2 separate regions of the Mus musculus genome follow, and region 2 is linked to region 1. The links are chromatin loops, found by intact Hi-C in ENCODE. Cell type or tissue: left cerebral cortex. All regions are shown on one strand. Links, peaks and the distances in the headings refer to the core of each region. The heading gives the core; the rest is flanking DNA. Region 1 holds the start of Amotl1 (angiomotin-like 1). Region 2 overlaps Amotl1 (angiomotin-like 1).

Region 1 (5,366 bases), core at 146-5,145:
TTCTGAGGACTGCACTTGTGTCATGTGAGTTCTGCTAGGGCACCATAATGATGTAATAGTCACCAGAAGAGGAGACCGGGTACCTTGGATCTCACCATTCTCTGAAGCCATCATAATTTCTAATGAAGACTGGGTGGACCACAGACGTTTTAAAGATGACAAACAGAAATGCTGGCCTAAAACTGCAGTGCTGGCCAGAGGGGGAAACGAGTCGAACATGCTCAGTAACACAGCCTTTAAAAAGCTGCGCTCAGAGACTTACCAGGGACAAGTTCCTAACTCTCATTCCGCCACTTCCTCCTAAACAAAAAGGGGAAAGACCAAAACCTAAAACTCCTGATTGTTGAGCCTCTTGGGGTGGCTGGGAGTTCTGCCCAGAGCTTGTTGATGACTGTCCCCTAGGGTTTCACAAGTGACAGGTTTCTTCCTGGACCCAGCACAAGATCCAAGAGCACCAATGGCTTTCTTCCAGAAAAATATTGTATACTGACCCATCTGCCACTGCCAGGTGTACATAGAACCACTCCTCTAAGACAAAGCAAAGGCAAACCAACAGGAAAAAATCTCTAGGCAAACAAATATAAAAAACCTCAATAACCTCAGACAACAATTTCCAGCAAACTTTGTAATCAAATACATCCTCTGACCTGCCCTGCCTGACCCTTGCTTTTCAAGGATCCTGTCATCTTCTGAATTCTGAGTGAGAAGAACCCTCCAATTTTAGGGAAACATTCAAAATACTATGAAAGATCCTGGCCTGGGCTTCCATATGCACAGACACACAGAGAACCCAGGCAGGAAAGAATGCTATCTGAGAAAACTTTGGTAAACATTCAAAGTATTAGCAGTTCTCACAGAGCTCAACAAATTGGTCTGAAAAATCAAAGCCCTGTACTGTGTTCCCTTGATCTGCGTCACTGGGCATTGAAGTCCTGTGCGATGTGGCGTTATCTTCTTCAAAGCACTTTCACAAACACCACAAGCACCCCAGAAGACACAATGTACATCCAGAGAATGCACTTCGGCAGCTCCCTTCTCCCAGCAGAGCCCCCACCTCCCTGCTGGCCTCTGGGGTCACACATCTGGGTGGGTCTGGACACCAGAAAGAGCACAGCCATCCAGTGAAGCTCTGGACAAGTGGCCTGGAAGCAACATTCTCCACACGCAGACAGAGACCTTCCCAGAAAAGCACTCAGGTTTCTACCTTCATGTGCTGCTGCTGCTGCAAGATGCTTTTAAACGCTTCAGTCTCCACACACTCTTCAATCCACTGACAACCCCCAGCACACAGTGACCCCCCCTCCAGCACAGTGACACCCCCCTAGCACACAGTGACATCCCCAGCAGTGACCCCCTCCAGCACACAGTAACACCCCCAGCACACAGTGACACCCTCCAGCACACAATGACACCCTCTAGTACACAATGACACCCTCCAGCACACAGTGACACCCCCCAGCACACAATGACACCCTCCATCACACAATGACACCCCCAGCACACAGTGATACTCCCCAGCACACAGTATCACCCCCCCCCAGCACACAGTGACACCCTCCAGCACAGTCTCCACACACTATTCAGTCTGCTGACACCTTCCAGCACACAGCTGAACAGAACTGCAAACACCTAGACAACAGTGCCTTCTTCTGAAGAGGGGGAGGAAGGGAGCCACAGGGACAGCAACTTCTTCCTTGCTTGCCACCTCTAGGTGGACAAAGGTGTTCCTCATAGGGAAAAAATGTGGCATGCAAGATGAAACAAAACCAGCTCACCTAGGAACTATGCACTCACACCAGGAACAGCACCAAATAAGAGGTTTCTATAACCTATTTTATGTCCTGTTCCACACATGACCACCCACACACACACACCAGGAACCCCAGCAAACAAGAAGTCTCTAGAACCAGAAGGTACTACATATGACACCCCCCCACACACACACACATATATCAGGAGCCCCACCATACAAGAGGTCTCTAGAACCTTCTATTCTATGTCCTGCTGGTTTTCTTTCTGTTCAAATCTATGCAGTCTGTTCCTTTGCTCTTCTTCCACACAGTTCAACCTAAGTACATTCTTATTCTAAGAACTTGAATCCCAGAGATCCTGAAGTACTGGGCAACACAACCTGGGCCCTGTGTGGTAGGCAGCCAGGGAGAATCTTAGCCAGCTTGGCAGGATCCACAGCCTAGTTTTGGAAGCAGGAAACCATGAGCGTTCCATACTTCAAGCCCTGACTTTTCACTCCCTGAAAGAGAGTCTTCTGGAATTGTAGCTGTTTAATATTACCCAGTTCTAGTTGTGAGCACTTTCGGTGAACAAGTTGACACTGTTTGGAGTTCAGTGGACCTCTGAGGCATGACATCCTCCACCATCACCAAGGACTTTAATAAGCAAAGCCCGCCAAACTTTAAGTCTTTGTAGGGAAACAGAACCATGGGCAGGAAGCAGAGGGGCCGAAGGACCAAATACCATCCAAAATGTAAGCATCAAGGCCCCGTGAGATCGAAACCTGTCTCCAGAAGCCGACGTCCAGGTAACCCACACACTATCCCTACTTAAAGGCATTTAGACAATACACCCACCACAAGAGCTGAAAGGCAAACATTTTCCAGGGGGAAAAAAGGAGGCAGAAAATAGGGGCACAGGCCCGGGATTCGTCTTCTGAGGTCCCCAAGCAGGGGACTTGGAGAAGGTGAGACCTCATCTCCCAGCCTGGCTACTTAAGGCTAACACCAGTGGGTCCCCTGCACTGTCAGGGGCCGTCACGGGCCGAGGTTCCACTTTCCTGTCTGCCACAAATGTCACGTTCCAAAAAAGTTCAACCAGCTCCCCCTTGGAAAGTTTGTGCTTCCTCCCGGAAACCAGATTTTTTCCAAGGCACTGCCAACAGGCCAGGGAAAGCCGGATCCTACCCCTGATTTGTGCAAGAAACTTGTTTGGGGAGAACAAAGAAGGCTCAGGGCGGAAAGGCCCGAGCCTCCGGGCCGGGGCGCGTCCTGGGGTCCAGGCTGGGCGCCCCGCGCGCCTTTGTCTGCGCCAGAGCAGCGGCACCCGCCAAGCCTCCAGATCCTCCGGGACCGCAACCTGCCAGCCACAGGAGAAATGCCAGTCCCGCGTCAGGGGCCCGCACGCGTACCCGAGTCCTTGGCCTCCCGTGGGAATCCCCCACGGGGGTACTGGGCACTCGGAGGGTAGTTCTGAACCGAATTCTGCTTTTTGTCTTGTTGAACCTTCTGGATCCCTCACAGGACAATCTGAGGCCCCAGCACAAATCTGGTTCACCAAGTCCCCACATCTGGTGCGGAGCTGATGTCAGCCTGGGCTCTCGGGAGCAGCCGCGGAGACCTCTCGGCCCAGTCAGGGGGAGCCCTCCCGGACCCCCGGCTTGAGCTGATTACCTCTAAGCACAGGCTCGCAAGGTCCCCGGCGCGACTTTGCCCTCCGCATGGGGCGATCATGGGACGATCCTGGCTTGGGCAACGCGGCGGCAGGGGAATGGCGGCAGGGGGATGGCGGCTGGGAGGCGCGGCGAAGGGTGCCTCTGCACTCGGGCAGCAGAGAGATGCCCCGTTCCCCCTCCAGTCCCACCCACCCCACCCCGCTGCCGGGTCCCTGGGCGCCCCGCGCTCCCAGTCGCCAGCGTGCTACCCAGGAGGGTCGCTGGTCTGATCCCTGTAACCCTACACTTCACCCCGCCCCGGCCCCGGCCGCGGGGCCCTAGAGCCCGTCCCCAGTTTCCCGTCGCCCCTCCCGGGATTTCGGAAACTGCCGGGACTCAGGCTGACGTGTCTCCCTGAGACCAAAAAGGGAGACTGGCTCCCTTGTTTTTGTCCCCTATCCGCGTTTGAATTCCTGTCACACTCACCATTTCTATCTGAATGCCTTAGAATCCTTTGCTGGAATATGCCTCCGAACTCCAGGCTAGGTTTGGTTTAGGACCAACTTTTCTTCTAAGTGGAATTTCCAGGTGAAAGCGATCCCCAGGCCCTAGTACTTCTATCAGGTGGGGCGGTCAGGATAGGAGGGGCTATGATGTGCTCCACTGAGGAACAGAACAGCTAGCTAAACAGACCTTCCTTACAGCCTTAAATGTTCAATGGCTTCCTAGGACTGTACATCCTGTGACCACAACCCTCAGGCTGCTATCTGCTCAAACAGAAGCAAAGAATTTGAAGTCTGTGACTCTGCCCCGCCTTCGAAATCAGACTTTTTCCCTAAGCAACGCTCCTTGCCCAGCCCTCTGCGAGGTTACACTCACTGTCTTCTGAAGCCATGCACTAGGACCTTTCTGGTCTGTCTTCTGAGAGCAGAGGCCAGTGGCTGCTGCCCAAGCCCCTACTTGGAGGGTTAGGGCATATCAAGGTTTCTGACGGTTGGCTCCTCTTTTCTCTCTTCTTACCTGGCCATGGGGGCAGGGGTCATGTCTGGCTTGTGCCATCTCCCTAAACTCACCCGCTCACCGCTTCACCCCCAGTGTTCCAGCCGGATTCCATGACAGCCCTCTGATTTCTCAGACAGAGGCCCAAATGTAATTGCTGAACTTATTTCTCAAGCACAGGCTTCGTTAAAGTCACCTGCCTTTGTAGAACACACAAAGCCAGGACGTGTGCACAGAAAAGAACAGGGCAGTAGGTCCCCTCTTGTTAAGAGTCTGGACAGGAGAGAGAAGAGACCAGCTCTGTGTAGAGGGGGAAGGGGCAGAGATCCGATGTGCAGGAAAAGGAGGCACTGGGCAAGCAAGCAGCAGTGCAGCCTGGAGGGAATTGGCAAGGTTTCTCACCAAGGGTGCTTGGCAAGAGCTGATAAATGAGGAAAGAGTTTTCACTGCAAAGGAAGAGACAACACGAGTAAGTGGACAGTCACAAAGTGCAGGGCTGGGAAGGACTGAACGGTAAACGTACACAGCTTCCACTTGGCTAGTGCGGAAACTCCCACCCGGCTGTGCAAGGACTTCCCTAACGGCACAGAACAAGTTCAGTAGCAAAGCCAAGGGTGGAAACCCATTTGCTTCCTACCACACAGCGTCAATGCTGAGGGCCAGCTCAGCTGACTCTGTGTCCTACAGTCATCGAGGTGTCAACTGCTTCACTGATTCATCTGGGATGTGACAGACTATAGATATGGAGAAGAGATATGACTGGGAGTGGGGGGAGAGGGCTAGTCTACACATCCTAACACCTCTACTCTGTTCCCCCAGAAGGGAGCAAAACTGACCAGTTACAAGCACCAACTCTAGAATACAAACAAGTGTGGGTCATGTCACAGCTTAGTTTGGTATCCTAATGACTTTGGACAAGTTACCAAATGTCTCTAACCCTCAGCATTCTCCTAAGCAAACGGGCCAAGCTAGCAGCAAGTCA
Region 2 (5,366 bases), core at 286-5,285, 54 kb before region 1:
CGTTGACTGGAAAAGCACATTTTTTCTGGCTCTAGTTAAGCTCATGGTGCCAGCCAGAGGTCTTAAGGTCTACTGTCCGATACTATCACTGCCCTCGGTGGGGAGATGGAGGTCTTAGTAGCTGAGCAACAGAGACTGGCTGTTGGAGAACAGGGTCTGTCCCGTGCCAGCTGAGCACAGGGACCAGAGGAAGACAGGCCTTTCCTCACAAACCAGAACCTGCTGTGGAGAAAAGATGGGGAGGCCAGGGATGGATTCTTCTTCATTTTGGGAAATATTGGCAACACTGTCTTCCTCGGTCAAGGACACTCTTCCAGAAAGAATGCACGGATCTGCCATGCACTGGGGCTGAGCTGACCCGAGAGCATGCTTTCAGGTGCAGCCACAACCACACTGCCCTGTACAGTAGATGATTCCAAGGAGCCTGCAGTGCACACCCCTGGAAGCTTCAGAGAGAGCTCGCTCACCTCCCTAGGAAGCCAGGCGAGCTTCAGAGCAGCCCAGGCAGGAGCCTCTGGCTTGCCTGGCCTGGTGTTTCTTGCAGGAATTCTCTTTGCTGAGACATGTATGGTGCCTGGGCTGGCATTCCTCTCTGCCATTGCTCACGGTTGAGCTTCCCAAGCAGCTGACACAGCAGAGACGCAGGAGGAACTGTAGTTCATGGCCAGTCTTACTACAGGTGGCTCTGAGTTCCCTCAAATGAACTCATTGATCAGTGTGACCCCTATTTTCCCTTACTTGCAGGTCTTCCTTGGCTTGCTAAGGTCAGCACTTAGACTTCAGGGCAGCCCCTGGTTTACCACTTGCCTCCTTAGGGCCTCTTCCCTGGTCTATTGCAGGCTCCCCTACCCTGAACCTTGTTCTAGGTGCTTGCTCTCCACTGACTATAGGAAGAAGTCACTCTCTCCATCTGGCCAATTCCTTCCCACAGTTGGGCCCTTGTTTCATCTGAAGCCACCTCACAGACTTCTCCCTCCATAGCTGCATCTAGCTGCCCTGCCCTTACAACACTTTCAAGGCCCTGTCTTTTACATGTCCTCCTCCTCTGCCTCTGTGTTCTTGTCCTTCAGGCCTGGTAAATCAATGTCCCCTATGTAAGGTCACCTAAAATGCATTCCCTTCTTTCCAGCCTCACCTCAGAGACTCCAGTCCCTAAGGAGGCCATGCAGGTGCTCGAGTCCATCGGACAGTTCCCAGGGGGCTTCTGGGTGAATCTGTAAGCCATTCTATCTGATTCTCCAGTCCCTCAGCCTGTCACTCACCTGCTGTGTCCTCAGAGCGTCTAGCTCCCTCTCCAGCCAGGTCCGCAACCTGCGTTCCATCTGCCCTCGCTTCTCGCACGCTGACTGCAGCTGGGTCAGGGCCTGCTGCAGCTTCTCCACCTTTTCCACATAGGCTTGCTTCTCTCGTAACTGAAGAAGAGAGTGAAACCTTGCAGAGTGGACACCACTGACTACTGCAGCCGGGTGGGAGACAAGCTGGAGACCCCAGCTGAGCTGCAGGAGTGTGAGCCACCCTTTCCATCCTGCAGAAGCCTATGGCAGGTACAGCAAGGTGGCCAGGAGGCTGGGGGTGGGAGGCCCTCTGCTCTGCCTGTACAGGGTCATGGGAACACCTCTGTACTTTCTGACTCATTACTGGTTTATAATCATAGCACTTGCGGCCAATGGAAAGGAGATTAAGAGAAAGCTTTTAGTGTATAGAAATGCCTAGTCTCTAAAGTTTAATAAAAAACCCTAAACCAGAAGTTATTTACATTATTACAACCATATCTGTCTAGCTATGAATACATAGATCCATGAAAAGAAGAGAAAGGACAATCTTTAGAAGTATCTGTCATGTTTGTAGTAGAAGAGCTATTTCTGCAAGAACAACAAGAAATGTAGTTCTGAATTTTCTCTACTAAATAAAAATTATGTCTATAAAAAGCAATATATGATAAATATAGTAAAAACACCATATGTAACAAATATGCTACAATTATTTCTACACTAGAGGAATTTTCTATCTCCATAATTTGGATGTATGCATACACATATGTGCACTCATTTGTATATTTGCTGGTGAACAATAGTCTCACTTCAGCAGTTTCTGGAGTGACTTTCTCCTCTGGCTAAGGAGCTTCCTGAGGGGACAGGAAGGACACAGAGAGCACCTGTGGGGATGCCTAAGGAAGTGGAAAAAATGTTAAATGATTACATAAACATACCATCAGGTATGGATTTACAGCCATGACCCACGGTGCCAAACCCTTAGTGCTCGGGGCTCTGTCTGCCCTGGGAATCTGGTTCACGTGCATAAATCCAGGTGTTTTTCCTGCTTCCTGGGAATCAACTGGGGCCAAGAAATCAAGCCAAAACATTTCCTGGATCTGGTGCTCTGCAAGAAGACACCGGATGCTGTTTTCCTGTCTCTTAGCACCTGGTGGAACAGATAGATGCCTTACTAGTGACTCAGCAGAGTGCTGAAGCACTGTCACACAGCGGGCTGCGACACGCCCGCCTGGCAAGGCAGCCTGCAGCTGAGGGAGGCTTCTAGCTGTGCAGCAGCTCTGCCACGAGCCCTGCCTACTTCTGCTCACACTACCAGCGCCACCACAATAAGACAGAAGCCTTCCAGGCAGCTACAGCTGTACCTGACTGTTGGGTGATTCTCTCTCAGGGCGCCTTTGCTTGTTTACATTAGCAGGCTTTTGAATAGAACCTGTCTGTTAGGTAGGTTCCTGAGCTTAGCGGTTTGGAGCAAATGCTTCATATGAACTGCCAGACGTTCTTACCACTGTGTGCAGAGCTATGCGTATACAGCCACCATGGAATGTGTGTGTCTACGTCTCTGCTGGTCAGAGCGAGCAGTGTGTCTCCGATGCATGGGCCAGTGACAACCCACAGCAGGTACTCCATGTGTAACGTTAACTGAAGGAGTACTATCCCTGAGCAGCTGTAAGATCCTTAAGTGTGTGGATCCATCCCTGCATGGTTCAGCCTTACGGCTGGCAAGGAGCATTTCCCTTGAGGATGATTCATGACAGACATTCTACCAGACGGCATTTTCAGAGTGCTACTGTACCAGACATTTTGCTCTGTAAGTGCATCTCATCGCACCCTCCTGGGGACAAGGAGCAATGCCCTATTCCACTTCTACATGGGGGATGAGAAAGCTGAGGGCAACGAGGCAAAATGACTTGGTCACAGTCACGTAGCTGGTGAGCCGGGAAGCTTGTATGTCACACTGGCAGTGGCCTAGCTCTACAACCCTGTTGTGACAGCCCTGGTAAACTAGTACAAGGCAAGTATTTTAAGACCCTGGGACCAAATCAAAACCCTTCCAAAGAAACGTGCATAAGAACAGGGAGTGCAGGGCTGGAGAGATTGCTCAGTGGTTAAGGGCACTGCTCTTCCAGAGGACCAGAGTTCAATTCCCAGCACCCATGTGGCATATCACAGCTGTTTGTGATTCAGATTTCATATGCAGATGCATAAAATAAATTTAAATTTTAAAACAATAAAAGAACAGGGAGTGGGAGTAAAGCCAAGTGCCTGAGTCATCCGCCTAACAGCCTAACACAGCTGAGCAGGGGAGGCCAAGCAAAGACCACGACAGGGTTCAGGAATTAGTGACCAGCCCATCAAGGGCCCATAAATGACTTCCATTTCTATAAGGAATATTAAAACCAAACAAAAGGGCTGGCACAATGGCTCAGCAGGTAGAGGTGCCTGCTCTCCGAGCCCCGCTGTGAGAGTCTGCTGTGCAAGCCTGTCAACCTGAGTTCAGTCCTGGAACTCACACAAAAGCTGTCCCTTGAGCTCCCAAGCATTCTGTGACATGTATGCTCCACCCCCATGCATGCACAATAATAATACACTTTAAAAGGTCACAATAAAAGTTTACAACATAGAACCTCCCTTAGCTTCATGCACGAAGAGGAGGCCTCAACAAGTGATTTCATTGAGAACAAGGGGCATCCAGGGGCATCCAGGCCTCCCTTGCTCAGAGCAGACATCCTGTCCACAAGATCAAAGGGCATTTTCTATGACAAGGCATATGCTTTTGGCTGCCCCTCAAGATTCTCCTGCTAGTGTTAGCATTTGAGCGTTTACACAAGATTGGTGGGGATAAAATGCACCCAACAGGCACAGCCCTTGCTGCTTTCTGTGCCAAGTGCCAGGTTAAGTATTGATGTGTTCTCTTGCTGTCCATCAGACTCCTCAAGACCATCTACTTGCCAAGATGATGTCTGCTTAAGTTGCCCCATCGCAGATGTGCCAGGCATCTCTACAGGGAGCGACAAGGTGAGGGCACAGCCCTGGGGTAACACCTGTCATCCTCCTCTGCTTAGCTTACAGCTCAGAGTCCCTAGCTTGAGTCCTATACACGGTTCTCCTGTCTCCTCTCTGGGGTTAAAGGGATAGTCAATGCAGCTACAAAGGTAAGCTAGAAAGTTGGCTTCATCATAACCTTCTAAATCAGCATTTCCGGGGTTGAGCATGTGGGCTACAGCACAGTCAACCAGGAAGCAAGTGGGTCAGCTGAGCACCACTGCACCCGTCCTTTGCCTTAGAATCAGGAGCCCAAAGACGGCCACAGCGACTCTTCTGTACAGACACCAGTGGCTTCTGGTCGTGTCAATCATTTGCAGCACTGGGCCCCCTCCTACCAATAGACAGGCTGTGGGCTCTTGGACTATATTATTAATACCTGTATTTCAGATTCTGTCTGGTTCCATGATGGATAAACTTTTTATTCATTTGCATCTGGGTTGTTTCCCACAATTCTCCCTCCCTTGCCTTGGCAACTATAAAGTGGCTCTGGTTAATGTAGCTGGGTCAGGAGCCACAGGGGAGTCCTCTGGGCTCGACTCCTCCCCCATGCTGGTCTCACCTCTTCCTCCAGTTTGATCACTCTAGCCTGCGCATTGCTCAAAGCCTGGTCCAGGATCTCGATGTGCCTCCGATGGTCCTCACTTGCCGTACGCACTGCTGCCAACTCCATTTCCAACTTTTCCTTTTCCTTCAAGAATTCTTTGTCTGGAAGGGAGAAAAAATAGAGCTAGCTCCATCAGGAAATGCTGGGCCTGAGGGGCACTGTCAGGCTACTTATGGCAAGGACTGAAGATAAAACTGTGCACAAGGCAGAGAGATGCTGCTGCAGCTGCTGTTGCGGCTTGGCAACAGTGGAGGATGAGTGACGTGAGAACTGTCTCAAGCCCACCTTAATTCTACTCAGGACATGCTTCCAGAGAGAAGGTACTGGCTCGTGTCTCAGTGGGAGAGCATGGTCTAAGCATGCACAAAAGGTCCTAGGATTGATCCCAGCACAGCGAGAAGGAAGAGGGAAATACGCCCAGGAGCCAACAGCCCCCAAATTCT

What was found. A loop is a pair of places that touch in the nucleus more often than their neighbours do. Peaks named below come from ENCODE experiments on the same cell type or tissue, not always from the same donor. Only the 100,000 strongest peaks of a DNase experiment are listed, where the experiment ranks them.
Region 2: a loop joins it to region 1, with 4 times the contacts of the local background. A loop is called at or near these places in 2 of 42 quality-filtered maps.

Annotation. Positions count from the first base shown.
Region 1 is chr9:14,611,330-14,616,695 of GRCm38, forward strand. Amotl1 (angiomotin-like 1) reads right to left here and starts at 3,671. Exons shown (of 13, transcript NM_001081395.1): 1 at 3,405-3,671. The coding sequence starts at 3,453. In left cerebral cortex, for the core only: no CTCF peak of the experiment used is centred there; DNase peaks (open chromatin) are centred at 2,180, 3,089, 3,407 and 3,872; H3K4me3 peaks cover 1,780 bases; H3K27ac peaks cover 1,355 bases.
Region 2 is chr9:14,557,197-14,562,562 of GRCm38, forward strand. It overlaps Amotl1 (angiomotin-like 1), which reads right to left. Exons shown (of 13, transcript NM_001081395.1): 7 at 4,879-5,024; 8 at 1,263-1,412. Among named protein-coding and RNA genes, the nearest start is that of Amotl1, 55 kb to the right of the region's middle. In left cerebral cortex, for the core only: no CTCF peak of the experiment used is centred there; DNase peaks (open chromatin) are centred at 2,511 and 2,961.